Linked DNA regions of Homo sapiens: region 1 is linked to region 2. A link is a loop called in an ENCODE intact Hi-C map of the cell type or tissue named here. Cell type or tissue: dorsolateral prefrontal cortex. All regions are shown on one strand.

The links. Hi-C counts contacts between places; a loop is a spot of excess contacts. Peaks named below come from ENCODE experiments on the same cell type or tissue, not always from the same donor. Only the 100,000 strongest peaks of a DNase experiment are listed, where the experiment ranks them.
Region 1: it touches region 2 in a loop (6-fold over the local background); 39 of 110 quality-filtered maps call a loop at or near these places.

The regions. Positions count from the first base shown.
Region 1 is chr17:74,960,328-74,968,327 of GRCh38, forward strand. It overlaps HID1 (HID1 domain containing), which reads right to left. Exons shown (of 19, transcript NM_030630.3): 2 at 4,156-4,305; 3 at 3,413-3,583; 4 at 2,638-2,754; 5 at 1,907-2,013; 6 at 1,546-1,662. Among named protein-coding and RNA genes, the nearest start is that of HID1-AS1, 6.4 kb to the right of the region's middle. RefSeq lists enhancers at 111-180, 191-460, 2,972-3,472 and silencers at 387-681, 4,537-4,695. In dorsolateral prefrontal cortex, CTCF peaks have their summits at 1,432 (motif pointing right) and 1,636; DNase peaks (open chromatin) are centred at 1,444 and 2,444; H3K4me3 peaks cover 810 bases; H3K27ac peaks cover 5,436 bases.
Region 2 is chr17:75,109,524-75,117,523 of GRCh38, forward strand. ARMC7 (armadillo repeat containing 7) reads left to right here and starts at 446. Exons shown (of 3, transcript NM_024585.4): 1 at 446-856; 2 at 940-1,083. The coding sequence starts at 766. It also overlaps a transcript of SLC16A5 not described here. RefSeq lists a silencer at 437-516 and enhancers at 4,417-4,956, 5,398-5,457, 5,498-5,547. In dorsolateral prefrontal cortex, CTCF peaks have their summits at 365, 564, 4,705 (motif pointing right) and 4,904; DNase peaks (open chromatin) are centred at 108, 368, 868 and 4,698; H3K4me3 peaks cover 3,366 bases; H3K27ac peaks cover 2,656 bases.

The DNA of each region.
Region 1 (8,000 bases), 150 kb before region 2:
AGGTCAGCCTCATTCAACAAGCATTTTAGCACCACGTCAGGGAGTGGCTTGGAAAGAGTGGGTGTGGGAAGCCCAGAGCCATGATTAGGACACATTCATACCCCTTAGGGTCTTAAGGGGCAGATACCCTCCCTTGGGTCCTCAGAGATGGGAATGGAGGCCTGTGGAGAAGGTGGGCTTCCCCTCAGGGAGCAGAGCCCACGCTCAGCCAACCAGCTCCCAAGCCACAGAATGACTCCACTCAGACTCAAGAGATGTCAGGGTTCAAGCTGCTCAGCTTACAGATGAGGAAGCTGAGACCCAGAGAGGTTAAGTGAGGGACAAAGGGTGGCAGTTTGCCTGATAAGGCTGGTGAGAAAGAAAACTCTGGCCAGCCTCGGACTGTGGCTGGTGGAGGGGGTCGCCTGGCTCCCTTCTCTTCTGGAGTAGGGTGGAAGGTTGAACAGAAGGCTAGGAAACCTGAAGAATAAGGCGTGTCATGTAGGGACCAGAGTCTGGAAGGCGGAGGTCGACCGCCACCTGCCGGGCACAGACCCTATGCAGCCAACACAGCTCCCAGTGGGAGCTACCTGCTCAAATACTCAACTCTGCCACGTGGCACGTGTGACACCCTCCCCCCACCCCGTGCTCACGTGTCCCCCACAGTCCATGAGTGCCCCATGTGGGCTGGGCCTCCCTGCCCTTCGAGGTATTTGTCACACACTCCCCGACCCGGTCTCTAAGCTGCAGAGTCCCACACAGCAGCCTCAAGCCACAAGGAGCTGTCGAGCCCTTGGAATGTGGCTGATCGGAACCAAGACAAATACACACTGGATTTTGAAAACTTAGTATGAAAAGGGGGATGTCAAACAGCTCAGTAATGTTGTATACTGATTCCATGTTAAATGCTAAAGTTTGGGGTATATTGGGTTATATGAAATATATTATTAATTATTGTATTTATTTATTTTTTTTTTTGGAAACAGAGTCTCACTCTGTCACCCAGGCTGGAGCGCAGTGGCGCAATCTCGGCTCACTGCAACCTCCGCCTCCCGGGTTCAAGCGATTCTCGTGCCTCAGCCTCCCGAGTAGCTGGGATTACAGGCACCCGCCACCAAGCCTGGCTAATTTTTGTATTTTTAGTAGAGATACGGTTTCACCATGTTGGCCAGGCTGGTCTGAAACTCCTGACCTCAGGTAATCTGCCCACGTTGGCCTCCCAAAGTGCTGGGATTACAGGTGTGAGCCACCGCGCCTGGCCCAATTTTACTTTTTAACTTTTTTAATTTTAAAATTGCACTCGTGGTTTGCATTCTATTTCTACTGGACAGGCGGCTCTTGATGGAGGACCCAGGGACGGATTACTGAGGGGCCCCCAGATTCTGTCCTGTCGAGGACTCCAAGGAGAGACGGGGCTAGTGTGAGGTGTGGCTGGTAAGTTAAAGTTCATCACCACCAGGGGGCAGCACCTCCCCTCAAACGAGACCCAGAGCTGGCGAATGGACTCAGCTCTGGATTGCCTGGAATAAGAGGGAAGAGAGCGCAGAAAGGCCAAGGGCCCTTCACCTGTTCTCCGTGGAACAAAAGAACTGAACCCATGGGTTGGTGCTGCCACTTTCCGGAGCTGGGGGCAGGTACATGGCCTCGGAGAAGCATGTCAGCAGCAGTTTCAGCAGCTCCATCCTTGTAGGAGGAAGGGGGAGGGCACCTTAGGATCCCAGTCCCCTCTTGGAGGTTCTGCCCACCCAGCCCAGCGCCCCAGCCCAGGTCCATGGAAGGAAGTTACTCCCGTTGACCCCTGTAAGGTCAAGGTCGGGTCATAGGTGAGGACGGTCTTCTGGGAAGACCCCATGGGCTTTCTGAGCTGTGCGGGGGCCCGGCCCGGGGTCCAGCTGCATTGAGGGCTCCGGGCCTGGGCGAAGCTCACCGGTTCATATCGTGGATGTAGTTAGGCTGGGGGGAGTGAGCGAAGCCCACACCAGCCTCCCAGATGTATTCACAGCTGTCCAGGGAGTGGACGTCCTCTGCCGAGTCCTGGGGACAGGCCAGGAAGAAGCCGGGTTAGGGGGTCGAGAGGTGAACAGCAGCCTGGGTCAGAACCTGGCCACCTCGAGCCTCACACAGTCCCAGGGGCAGAGACCGCCAGTTCTCCTAAAGACAGGTCCTCAAAATGGCCTGGCCCTCATGCACAAGAGCAGGAGTGAATATTCTTAGGCCTCTTGAAAGCTCATTTTTCTTCCATCTCAGACTGGTTCTTTCACTTGCTCAGTCCAGTTTGGGACAGGGAGAAAGGGAGGGAGGGGCAGGGGATTGGGTGCCCCGGGTTTGGGGGTGGGCAGAGAAGACTCAAGGTGAAGTCCATGCCACCACAGGAAGCAAGAGGGCCAGCCCTCCTGTGTCTGAGCCCCACACCCCTGGGCAAGCAAAGACAATGGGTGTCTGTGCCCAGCCATCCGAACGCAGCGGGCAGGGCCAGCCCCAGCTGGCTTCCCTCAGCTGTACCAGCTGCCACCCAGGCCTACATGTGCCAGGCAGCTCAGCTCTCCTGGAGCCCCCCGGCCCCCAGTGCAATCCGCCCAAGGGAACTTCAACTGGCCCGGCCCCAACCCAGGACCAGAGCCTACTCCGCCTGGGGGTGGGGGGCTGGGGGACACTCACCACAGTGCTCCTCCGGTGGCTCTGAACCGTGAAGTCCGGGCAGAAGAGCAGGTCAGCAATGGCCAGGAGCAGGGACTCGGCCAGGGGCCTGGCATGCTCATCATCCTCTTCTCCCTGCTGGGGACACAGCACCCACAGGCTGCCTCAGTGATAGCTGGCCAGGAAGAGGTGGCCCAGGGCTTGGGGGTGGTGGAGGACAGGGGCTGAGCCCAGGCGGGCACCCATGGGCAGAGGAATGAAGGGACAGGAAGTGGACTCCTGGTTGCCCCAAACCTCCCAAGGCAGAAGTGGGGCACAGCAGGGAGCCGGGCCGGGAACAGCGAGGGAACCTCCCCTACTGACTGGAGGGGGCCGGGCGGTGACCCCAACATCAAGAGTCTCAGCCCTGCTAGGAATCACTGTGTTGCATCCCTCAGCACCTCACCTGGACATAAACCCAGGGCAGGTGGTGTGGGGGAGAGAGGACAGTGTGGTCCCTCTCCGGCCCTCAGAGGGCCCAGCTCCTCTGCCTCCACCTCTGCCCAGTGACCCCTGGCTCTCAGCTTCTCTCCATACCCTACTTCCTCCAGACTGTGGGCACAGAAACCCCCATGGGAGGGGAACTGAGGGCCCAAGGAGGTGGCATTGAACACCATCCCTCAGCAGCACCCACTGGCCCCACCCCTGTACTTCCCAAATCCCAGAAGAGGCTTGGAGGAGCATGGCCGGCCCTAAAGGGCGCTCTCCCTGTGACGCCAACTCTGCCTCCCACCCAGCCCTGGCCAGGCCCACAGACCCCTCCTCGCCCTGCCCCGGGCACTGTGGACCAGAAGAAGCCCCTCCAGTCGGGGTCCTCAAAGATGTAGGGCAGCACGCGGGTGAGCAGCCGGCTGCAGTTCAGGACGATCTGCTTCTCCTTCTCCGAGTGGCAGCCACTCTCAGCTCCCTGCACCAGCTTCTCAACGGCCTGTGGGGGCAGGCAGGAGCAGAGGGCAGGCTGGAAGGTGGGGAAAGGACCCTGGCACTTGGGGTCAGGGTGGGCACCCAGGCTGCAGAGGAGGGTCAGGGGGGGCACCCAGGCTGCAGAGGAGAGACAGTGGGGCCACAGGCAGAGGAGCCACCTGGAGTTGGGGTCGGCCAGCCTTGGGGGACTGGGACACAGGCCAGAGCAGCTTGGAGCATCAGGACAGCCAGGGCCCAGCTAGCCACTGGATGGCTGAGGCCTTGCTAAGTGAGTCTCCCAGCCTCAGTTTCCCTATCTGTAAACTGGCGACCCTGGCAGTACCCACCCCACAGAGGGAGCTAAATGAACTGATCTGTGGAAGGTGCTCAGTCAGATGTGGCCTGGAGGACTCCCCCATAAATGACGGCTGCCGTGGTCCCAACGCCCAGCAAAGAGAACCACAGAGAAGTGGAAGAGCTGAGTGAGGCCACAGGGCTGCCTGCCCCTGTGGGGCGGGAGGCCCTGGATGCGCCTGCCTTCTCCTGCTGTGGGCTGGGAGGGTGGAAGAGTAGCAGGAGGGACTGGGCAGCCCTCACCTTGTAGCACAGGGTGGCCAAGTTGGAGGGTGACTCTTCCCGCACGGCCCGGATCTCTGCTGCCGGCACCAGTGCAAACACATCCTGCACCGAGGTGGCTGTGTCTGCCCAGAACTGGTCCCAAAAGGCATCATCGGTGGCTTCCACGGGCTGTGGGGGGACCAAGGGTCCAGAGTTACACAACTCCTGGCCAGAGGGCCTACACTTTGCCCAACTTGTGGCCAGGAGAGACCCTGAGAGGGAAGCCAGAGTCCCCCTACCTGCTGGGGTCCCAGAGCCATCCCACATGGGTGGGGGACATACTTCAGCCACCACAACCCCTGGACAGCACAGTCAGGCTGGAGACACCAGGCATGCATGGTCAGGGGTCAGCTAGGCACAGAGTCAGCCAAAGCCCAACGCCACCCCTGAGGAGGTGTGTGACCCTGGTTAAGTCACCATCCTCCCCTGGCAAAGCAGGCTGACCTCCCCACCTGGGCACAGCCCCAGGCCACACCATTAGGTCAAATGCTCAGGGATCCAGGTCAAGACCATGCCCTCTCTCCATGGGAAGAAGACAAAGGTGACTTGTACTCCGTTTCCAGTCACCCAGGATGCCCGCCACAGGCCTCCGGCTCTGCCCTCTCACAGCACACCCAAAACAGCTGCCACATCTGGTGAATTCACCTCTGTGGCTCTCTGACCCCAACACGCCCCTCTCAGCGCCCACCTCCAGCGCTGCAGCTCAGGCTGCCCTTGCCAGGGCTGCCAACTTCAAATCCACCTCTTTCAACCCTGCCTCTATGCTGCTGCCAACGCATGCACCGAGGTGGCATCCTGCATGCACCACGGCACCGCTGCCACAGGCACTGCTTCCTCACCCAGAGCCCTTCAGGGGCTCCCCACTGCCTGCTGGGACAAGTCCAAACCTCAGCCCAGCACTCAGCCAAGATCTCACAGAAACATGCCTTACACACGTGCACACAGACACACATGCGTACACACGTGTCATACACACATACACCTGCATTTACTACTCCAGGACTCCACCCTGCCATCTCTTCTCTTGACCTTCACCCAAGCTGTTCTCTCTTCCCCCTTCCCCTTTTCCCCACAACAATGCATTCCAAAATCCATTCCCACGGAGGCAACAGGCCTTAAAAACACACATGCCCAGCCAGGCACAGTGGCTCATGCCTGTAATCCCAGCACTTTGGGAGGCTGAGGTGGGTGGATCACCTGATCAGGAGTTCGAGACCAGCCTGGCCAACATGGTGAAACTCTGTCTCTACTAAAAATACAAAAATTAGCCAGGCGTGGTGGCAGGCGCCTGTAATCCCAGCTACTCGGGAAGCTGAGGCTGGAGAATCACTTGAACCCAGGAGGCAGAGGTTGCAGTGAGCCAAGATCATGCCACTGCACTCCAGCCTGGGCAACAAGAGCAAAACCCCATCTCAAAAAAAAAAAAGTACACAAGATATAAAACTTCGTCTAGGATGCTCACAATTCATGTTAAATTATACATGAATAAAAGACTAGAAGAGGCTGGGTGAGGTGGCTCACGCCTGTAATCCCAACACTTTGGGAGACTGAGGCGGGTGGATCACAAGGTCAGGAGTTCAAGACCAGCCTGGCCAAGATGGTGAAACCCCGTCTCTACTAAAAACACTAAAATTAGCTGGGCATGGTGACGGGTGCCTGTAATCCCAGCTACTCAGGAGGCTGAGGCAGAGAATTGCTTGAACCCAGGAGGCAGAGGTCGCAGTGAGCCGAGATCGCGCCACTGCATTCCAGCCTGGGTGACAGAGCAAGACTCTGTCTCAAAAAAAAAAAAAAAAAAAAAAAGACTAGAAGAAAATGAACCAGAATGTTAGTAGCAACTCTCTCTCTGGGTGGTTTTATATTTTTCTTTATGTTTTTCTGTAAGAGCACATGTTACTATTTTTTTCCTTTTGAATGTTCATCTGTTAAGGGACCAGAGTGTCCAAGGCACGCGCACCTCCTCGGGCCCATCCCTTTATGGCTCCTTCTGAGTGTCACTTCCTGCAAGACACCTTCCTGCTTTCTCCAACACAGCTTTTTTCCTTCTCTGAAATCCTACAGCCAATAAAACCTGAGGTCCCTGCTACCACCACAAGCCTGCACTTCATACATGTTACTCTTATCATCAGAAAAAAATATATATCTTATTTAAAAATAATTCTGGGGCCGGGCGTGGTGGCTCATGTCTGTAATCCCAGCACTTTGGGAGGCCAAGGTGGGAGAATTGCTTGAGCCCAGGAGTTCAAGACCAGCCTGGGCAACATGGCTTTTGTAGAGACCCTATCTCTACAAAAAATAAAAACAAATTCACCAGGTGGGCCTGCCCAACCTCTAAGGAGGCTAAGGTGGGAGGATCCCATAAGCCCAGAAGGTCAAGGCTGCAGTAAGCTGTGATGGCACCACTGCACTCAAGCCTGGGCAACAGAGCAAGACTCTGTCTCAAAAAAGTAATAATGGCCAGGTGAGGTGGCTCACACCTGTAATCCCAGCAGTTAGGGAGGCCAAGGCAGATGGATCACAAGGTCAGGAGTTCGAGACCACCCTGGCCAATGTGGTGAAACCCCGTCTCTACTAAAAATACAAAAATTAGCTGGGTGTGGTGGTGCATGCCTGTAGTCCCAGCTACTCAGGAGGCTGAGGCAGAAATCGCTTGAACTCGGGAGTTGAAGGTTGCAGTGAGCCAAGATCGTGCCACTACACTCCAGCCTGGGTGACAGAGTGAGACTCCATTTCAAAAATAATAATAATAATAATAGGCCAGGCGCGGTGGCTCACGCCTGTAATTCCAGCACTTTGGGAGGCTGAGGTGGGTGGCTCACGAGGTCAGGAGTTTGAGACCAGCCTGGCCAATATGGTGAAACCCCTCTTTACTAAAAATACAAAAATTAGCCAGGCATGGTGGCACATGCCTGTAATCCCAGCTACTGGGGGAGGCTGAGGCAGGAGAATCACTTGAACCCAGGAGGCGGAGGTTGCAGTGAGCCAAGATCGCACCACTGCACTCCAGCCTGGGCGACAGAGTGAGACTCCGTCTCAAAAAAATAAAAAATATAATAATAATAATGGCTGGGCACAGTGGCTCACACCTGTGATCCCAACACTTTGGGAGGCTGAGGCAGATGGATTGCTTGAGCCCAGGAGTTTGAGACCAGCCTGAACAACATGACGAAATACCATCTCTACAAAAAAAATCAAAAAAATTAGCTGGGCATGGTGGCACACACCTGTCATCTCAGCTACTTGGGAGGCTGAGGTGGGAGGACTGCCTAAGCCCAGGAAGCTGCAGTGAACCAGGATCGTACCATGGCACTTCAGCCTCGGTGACAGAGTGGTTCACACCTGTAATCCCAGAGCTTTGGGAGGCTGAAGCAGGAGGATCACTTGAGCCCAGAAGTTGAAGACCAGCCTGGGTAACATAGTGAGACTATCTCTACAAAAAAAAAAAGAAAAAATTAGCCACGTGTAGTGGCACGCACCTGTAGTCCCAGCCACTCAGGAGGCTGAGGCAGGAAGATCACTTGAGCCCAGGAGTTCAAGGCTGCAGTGAGCTGTGATTGTGCCACTGTACTCCAGCGTGCATGACTGAGTGAGACCCTGTCTCTAAATATTTAATAATAATAATTCTGGTCTCTGAAGCTACTTCTTCTAAGAAGCCTCCCAGAGCCCCAGGCTTGCTTGCTCCCACCTGGGAACCTCCGGCCCCACCCCACCCCCACCCTGCGTTGTTCCTGCCTCCACAGTCTGGGTGCACGTGCCTTGAAGCCCCATCAGTCCCTGACCTTGCCAGTAAGGCATATGGCAGATATTCAGCCAATATTTGTTCC
Region 2 (8,000 bases):
CAGACTCTGCTGCGCTCCTGAGTTGCTCCTGGCGGAATTCCAGCCACCCGACATGGGTGTCTCATTTTCGGCTTCTGGGCCATGTCGGGACGGCGGAGGACCCCGGGGGACCGGCGGGAGAGTGGGAAAGGTGGGGCGGGAAAGCCGAGCGAGGCCCTCACTCGCCCATCTGTTGGCGGGGGCGGCAAGTGGGTTTCTTTCTTGCGTTCAGATTTTGCAGTAATTTGCATCTGGACATGGGATACGGGAGGCCAGGCTGCTCCTCGCAGTACACCCACCCACGCCTGCACCTGCCTCAGCGAAGCCGCTCGCCGCTGGTTCCAGCACAGGCTAAAGAGCTTCGGCATCCAGAAAACCAGAAGCGCGCCGCGCACGCGCGCCAAGGAGTTCGGCGACGGCCCCGCCCCTTCGGGGGTAGGGACAGCGCGGCTTCCGCCGGGAGCCCGGAACCGAGCCCAGGAGCCGGGGACGGTGCGCCAGTGCCCCCTCCGCGAGCCCCAACCAGTAGACGGTTCCCTGTCTCCCGCGCCCCAATTTCGATTTTCAAACGCAACTCCTACAGGATTCTGAGACCCCGTCCCATCTCCCATATCCCATTTCCAGCTGCAAATTACTGCAGAATCTGAACCCAGGAAAGAAACCCATTTGCCGACCCCCTCTTCCCTCTCCAGACAGGTGGAGAGCGGGTGAGGGTCTCGCTCGGCTTTCCCCCTGCACCTTTCCCACCCTCCCGCCCGTCCCTGGGGGTCCTCCGTCACCGCGGCCATGGCCCAGAAGCCGAAGGTGGACCCCCACGTCGGGCGGCTGGGATACCTGCAGGCGCTGGTCACGGAATTCCAGGAGACCCAAAGCCAAGGTGAGAGCCACGGTGGGATCAGGTGGCAGGGTCCGCTGTGACCGCCGCCCGGACCTGGCTTCAGTGCCGCTTTCCCGTTGCAGACGCCAAGGAGCAAGTCCTCGCCAACCTCGCCAACTTCGCTTATGACCCCAGCAACTACGAGTATCTGCGGCAGCTGCAGGTCCTGGATTTATTTCTCGATTCGCTGTCGGAGGAGAATGAGACCCTGGTGGAGTTTGCTATTGGTAAGGGCGGGGCCCGTTCCCTAGATGCCTAAATGGGCCAGGGTGAGATAAGTGAATTAGAAGTGAGTCCTTGGGGCCGGGCGTGGTGGCTCACACCTGTAATCCCAGCAGTTTGGGAAGCTAAGGCGGGCGGATCACCTGAGGTCATGAGTTCGAGACCAGCCTGGCCCACATGGCGAAACCCCGTCTCGTACAAAAATTAGCTAGACGTGGTGGAGAGTGCCTGTAATCCCAGCTACTAGTGAGCCTGAGGCAGGAGAAGCTTGAACCCAGGAGGCAAATGTTGCAGTGAGCTGAGATCGTGCCACTGCACCACAGCCTCGGGGACAAGAGTGAGACCCCGTCTCAAAAAAAAAAAAAAAAAAAAAAAAGCCGCACACAGTGGTGTGCACCTGTAGGCCCAGCTACTCTGGAGACTGAAGCAGGAGGTATTGCTTGAGTCTGGGAGGCAGAGGCCGAAGTGAGCTGAGATTGTGCTACTGCACTCCAGCCTGGGCGACAGAGTGAGACCATGTCTCAAAAAAATATGTTTTAAAAAGAGCAGTTTTGTAGCCGGGCGCGGTGGCACACACCTGTAATACCAGCACCAGCACTTTGGGAGGCTGAGGTGGGCGGATCACCTGAGGTCAGGAGTTCAAGATCAGCCTGGCCAACATGGTGAAACCCCATCTCTAACTAAAAATACAAAAATTAGCCGGGCATGGTGGTGGGCGCCTGTAATCCCAGCTACTTGGGAGGCTGAGGCAGGAGAATCGCTTGAACCCGGTAGGCAGAGGTTGTAGTGAGCCAAGATGGCACCACCGCACCCCAGCCTGGGCAACAGTGAGACTCTGTCTCAAAAAAAAAAGCAATTTCAGGCGGGTGAGGTGGCTCACACCTTTAATCTCAGCACTTTGTGAGGCCGAAGCAGGGAGATCACTTGAGTTCCGGAGTTCAAGACCAGCCTGGGCAACATGACAAAACCCCATCTCTGCTTTAAAAAAAAAAAAAAAAAAATTAGTCTGGCGTGGTGTCCCAGCTACTCAGGAGGCTGAGGTGGGAGGATTGCTTAAGCCTGGGAGGTCAAGGCTGCAGTGAGCTGGGATTGGGCCACTGTACTCCAGCCTGGGTGACAAAACGAGAATCTGTCTCAAAAACAAAAATAACTCATATTTAGTGTTTTCATATCAAGAGAAGCAGAGATGGCTTGCAGTCTGTAACTTATGGCTTCTGTAGTTGTTATGATCTTAAGACCTATTGAGTTATTCACTGGGTAGATATTTATTGCGCGTGTACCGTATATGCAAGCTACTGCTCTAAATGCTGGAGTATGGTGAACAGCTTAGGGAAAGGTCTTTGCCCCTCAGGAGCTTACATTCTAGTAGGGGGGACAGGTGGTTAGCAAACAAAAAAGATGATGCTCAGAAGGAAGTAAATGGGGTGATGAGAGACAGCAGTGGAAGGTGGGGGTTACTTCAGTTTTGGCCATCATGAGAAAGGCATTTTAGCCGGGACACAGCATGGGCAAAGGCCTTAAAACAGGAAGGAGCCAGACGGAAGGCTGATGTGGGAGGATCGTTGCAGTGAAGTGGAGAATGGCACAAAAAGAGTTTAGAGAGTTCAGTGGCACCAGAGCTTGCAGGAGTTTAGATCTAGGCCGTGGGAAATAGTTTGAAGCAAACAAAATTTTGAGAACAAACAAAAATTCCTTTTTCAAGCAATGCAGTGCCCACCTGTAGTCCCAGATACTCAAGAGGATCGCTTGAGCCCAGGAATTTGAGGCTGTCGTGTGCTGTGATTGCACGATTGCACCTGTGAATAGCCACTGCACTGCAGCCTGGCCAACACGCGCGTAGTCACCTGGCTGAAGTCTTGTCAGGCTTCTCCACTGTAAAATTACTCTTTCTTTCCCCTCTTTACGTATGATACCCATTGGAAGGAAGTCACTACATAAATTATCTTAAATCTCTCTTTTTATTCTCTTTTTCTTTTTTTTTTTTTTTTTTTTGAGATAGGGTCTCACTCTGTCACTTAGGCTGGAGTGCAGTGGTGTGATCATAGCTCACCATAAACTTGAACTCCTGGGCTCAAGCAGTCTTCCTGCCTTAGCCTCCCGAGTAGCTGTGACTACAGGTGTGCACCACCATGCCCAGCTAATTTTTTTTTTTTTTAATTTTTTGTTGTGACAGGATCTCACTGTGTTGCCCAGACTGGTCTCGAACTCCTGGCCCCAAGAAATAAATCCCTTGTAACCCTAAACAGACCCTCATTTCATAACACTGATTCTCGAAGGCCCCAACCAGGAATGCAAATGTTCCCCCTTCCGGTTTGTCTCATTGCCTCTTTGTGGTTTCTTTATCCCCTTTATTTCCTATAATCCAGAAATTGGGTTGAATGTCTTGATAGGATCAAATAACACATTTTTTATTTTATTTTATTTTATTTTATTTTATTTTTTGAGATGGAGTCTTGCTCTGTCGCCCAGGCTGGAATGCGGTGGTGCAATCTCAGCTCACTGCAACCTCTGCCTCCTGGGTTCAGACAGTTCTCCTGCTTCAGCCTCCCGGGTATGGGATTATAGGCGCCCGCCACCACGCCCGGCTAATTTTTGTGTTTTTAGTAGAGACGGGGTTTCACCGTGTTGGCCAGGCTGGTCTCAAACTCCTGACCTCAGGTGATCCGCCCGCCTCAGCCTCCCAAAGTGCTGGGGTTACAGTCGTGAGCCACCACACCTGGCCCAACTAACACATTTTTAAAAATACTTTTTATTTATTTATTTTTTTTTTTGAGATGGAGTCTTGCTCTGTCGCCCAGGCTGGAGTGCAGTGGCGCGATCTCGGCTCACTGCAAGCTCCGCCTCCCGGGTTCACGCCATTCTCCTGCCTCAGCCTCCCAAGTAGCTGGGATTACAGGCGCCCCCCCACCAGGCCCGGCTAATTTTTTGTACTTTTAGTAGAGACGGGGTTTCACCGTGTTAGCCAGGATGGGCTCAATCTCCTGACCTCGTGATCTGCCCGCCTCGGCCTCCCAAAGTGCTGGGATTACAGGCGTGAGCCACCGCGCCCGGCAAAAATACATTATGATAAGTGTGATTCAAATTTTTCAAAGACCATCCAGGTCTCCTCTAAAGAGGAGAGGAGATTCCTGGGGCCAGACTACAAATGAGGGTCTTCTCTCCATGAGGGGGCTCCAGCACATGTGTGTGCGGATTCACACCCCCACAGACAGCTGCCCCTTGGCCACTCCCTGGGTTTGGAAGTGCACACACCAACAGTGGCATTCACTCCTGGGAGTCAGGATCCAAGAGAGAGGCCCATGCAGCCGTGGGAGCAGGTTTAGGGCCTGGAGCTCCAGGTGCAGGGGAAGGACGGCTGTGGGCTTTGGGTGAGCTCCCTGGACTTACTGCCCCACAGAGGACCAGAGTGGGGCCTGCTAAAGCCAAGCCAGGGCAGGAGCCCCAGTTGCCCAGGTCCCCGAGTGATGCCAGCTCCTCTAGAAGATTATTATGCCAAACAAATATTCTAAAAAGTTGGTCTCTAAAACGTCCTCCGTCCCGTCCCTTTTCGTGCCTCTGCCCCCACAGCTGCTGCAGTCTGAACGGTGACGGTGGCCCCTGCAGAAGCATGTGGCTAAATCTCCACCAGGGGGCGATAGAGCTCCTCCAAATCAAGCTGCTGCCCCTGGAGAAAAATTGGCGGAAGTCACAGAGCAGTCCCCACCAAAAGTGTTTACCAAGTGGAGTCTTTCCTGCTGGCGTTTCCTCAGGGTCAGGAAGCAACTTTCCCAGGACAGGGGCACCCTGAGGTCCGGGTCCACTGAGCTATGGGGGCGGCGTGGGCCTGGGCTGGGTTCTTGCCATCCTGGGCAGCTTCCCGGCGTGGGTGACTGAGCCCGGGTCCTGGAGTCCGCGGTCCCAGCGTCTCCACTTCTCAGCTGATTCCTAGAAGCTGAGTCCCGTCCCTTCTCCGAGCGTGGTTTCCTCTCCCGCCTTGCCTGCGTCGCAAGCAGTTGTGGGAGCAGAAGTGTGTCTGTGCATCTGTGTCTCTGTGCAGGTATTTTAGAATTGTTAGGATCATTATCACCAGCTTTACTTTTCCCAACCATTTTTTTCCTCCTTTTTTTCTCTTCCTTCTTCTGCCACAGCAAGACCCCCCCGCCCCAAGCACAGTAGCTTTCTCAGCGTCGAATCCCTCCGTGGGACCATGTTGCAATGAAATTTCAACATGCAAATGAAATTTCTCGAAATTTCTCTTGTGTTTATTATGCATGACTGAGAAGGAGAGCCCCCGCGTATTTTCTTACTGCCGTCGTTTCCCTTTCTCTTAGTGTCTCTGCTTGGGGATCCCCGACAGGCACTTATTCTGCTGTTTCTGGAGAAGGCTCTGTGCTGCGCTTTGGAGCTTTGAGTCTTTTATCCGATGTGGCAGCCCTGAGATTGTGATCTCCCTGAGCCAGAGCCAGCCTTACTTCTGTCTGCATGGTTTGAGTGCTTAGGCCTTTTGGCCTAGGGAGGAGGAAAGAAGGGGAAGAAAAGGCAGGAGATCTTCACTTAATAGGTGTGGAGTCCTGGCCATGACTTGGTGCAACACCCCTGAGCAGGGTTGGTTCTGGAAGGACTGGCACAGTGGAGAGCTGAGTCAGATTGCCCATGGCTGTGGCTCGCAGAACCAAAACCAAGCTGGGTATGGTGGCTCACACCTGTAATCCCATTTGGGAGGCCGAGGGGGGTGGATCACTTGAGGTCAGGAGTTCGAGACCAGCCTGGCCAACATGGCAAAACCCCGTCTCTACTAAAAATACAAAAATTAGTTGGGTGTGGTGGCGCACACCTGTAGTCCCAGCTACTCGGAGGCTGAGGCAGAAGAGTTGCTTGAACCAGGAGACAGAGGTTGCAGTGAGCCAAGATCACGCCACTGCACTCCAGCCTGGGTGACAGAGCAAGACTCTGTCTCCATAAAAAAAAAAAGGAACCAAAACCATTGTCTGCTTGGTTGAGCAGGGTGGTTCATACCTGTAATCCCAGCATTCTGGGAGGCTGAAGCAAGAGGATTGCTTGAGCCCCCAGGAGGTCAAGAGCAGCCTGGGCAACATAGCAAAACCCTGTCCCTACAAAAACAAACAAAACAAGTATCTGCTTGTTGGCAGGCAGCACAGTGAGTTGGATGAGAGCTGGGCCCTGGGGTCAGGCAGGCATCTGGGTGTGGGCTCTCTCTCCTCCAATCATCTGTCAGATGGGGACAGTGCCAGTAGCTGCTTCACATCAGTTGAGAGAATTAAATGAAACACCACAGTGCTCTTTTAGGGTTAGTGTCTGCAGCCATAGATAGGATTCCCTTGGTTGCCATCCAAAGACAAATACCCAAAACCCTTTGAGGGTGAGCTGTCGCCCCTTGTCCCAGAGAGGTGAGGTGCGGGATGGGATAACGTCCTATCAAGGGAATCACTCATCTGCTCCAGGAATTCTTACCTTCTGGAAAAACATCACGGAATGACAGGAACACCGATCCTCAGCCTCCCAGAGGGTGCCCAGGCAATGTCAGGTGGGGAGAGCCTGGCTGCAGGCCCGGTGCTGTTGTGCCCCCATCACGGATGGCATTAGCTCACACTTGGGGAGCACCCACTGCATGCCAGGCGCTTGCATCTTGTGCATTGGACATAGTACTAAAGTAGATGTGCTTACACCGCCTTCTTTCCAATCAGGACTCTGAGGCTTAGAGAGGTTCTGTGGGCTGGCCAAAGGTTTAAAGAGTACCAGACCTAGGCCGGGCATGGTGGCTGACGCTTGTAATCCCAGCACTTTGGGAGGCCGAAGTGGGCAGATCACCGGAGGTCGGGAGTTCGAGACCAGCCTGACCAACATGGAGAAACCCCATCTCTACTAAAAATACAATTAGCTGGGTGCGGTGGCACGCGCCTGTAATCCCAGCTACTCAGGAGGCTGAGGCAGGAGAATCGCTTGAACCGAGGAGGTGGAGGTTGAGGTGAGCCAAGATCACGCCATTGCACTCCAGCCTGGGCAACAAGAGTGAAACTCCGTCTCAAAATAAATAAAGAGTACCAGACCTGAGACTTAAACCCAGAGCAGTCAGAGTCTACAAGCTAGTCCCTTGGCCCTTTTCCTGCCCTTAGAGGAGTTCCAATTCCTAGGATTGTGGAGCGAAAGCGAGAAAGGAGTTTACTCCAAATTGCTCATTTTATCAATAAGGAAGCTGCGGTGCAGACAGCTGCCCCTCGTCTGGCTGTCGCAGGCCAGGATGAGAATGCAGGCTTCCTTCCGTCTGTCCCTGCAGCCACCACACTCACAGGTACCCTTCCATGCTGGCTTTGCTGTGGCAGCTCTGAGTGAGGTCTGCTCTTTGGCCCAGCACTTCTGCCTCCTCTCTGAGGGCTGGAAGCTGGATGCTATCCAAACAAATGGATTCGCTCACCCTGCACACTAAGGCCAATTACTGACAAAAATCGCAGTGAGAAAGTGAGGCTTTGTTTTTGTTTTTGGTTTTGGTTTTTTTGAGACAGATTCTCACTCCGTTGCCCAGGTTGGAGTGCAATGGTGCAATCTCGTCTCACTGCAACCTCCGCCTACCTGGTTCAAGCAATTCTCCTGCCTCAGCCTCCTGAGTAGCTGGGATTACAAGCACCCGCCACCACACCCAGCTAATTTTTGTATGTTTAGTAGAGACGGGGTTTCGACATGTTGGCCAGGCTGATCTCGAACTCCTCACCTCAGGTGATCCGCCCGCCTCGGCCTCCCAAAGTGCTGGGATTACAGGCGTGAGCCACTGTGCCCAGCCAAAAGTGAGGCCTTTATTGTGGGGCGACAAGCAAGAAGAATCCGGCAGCTCATGCTTAAGACCCAAATTCCCAGATGGCTTATGGTTAAGGGTGTTCAAAGGCAGGAGGCAGAGGTTACAGACAAAGTTTTAAATCAACACCAGGAG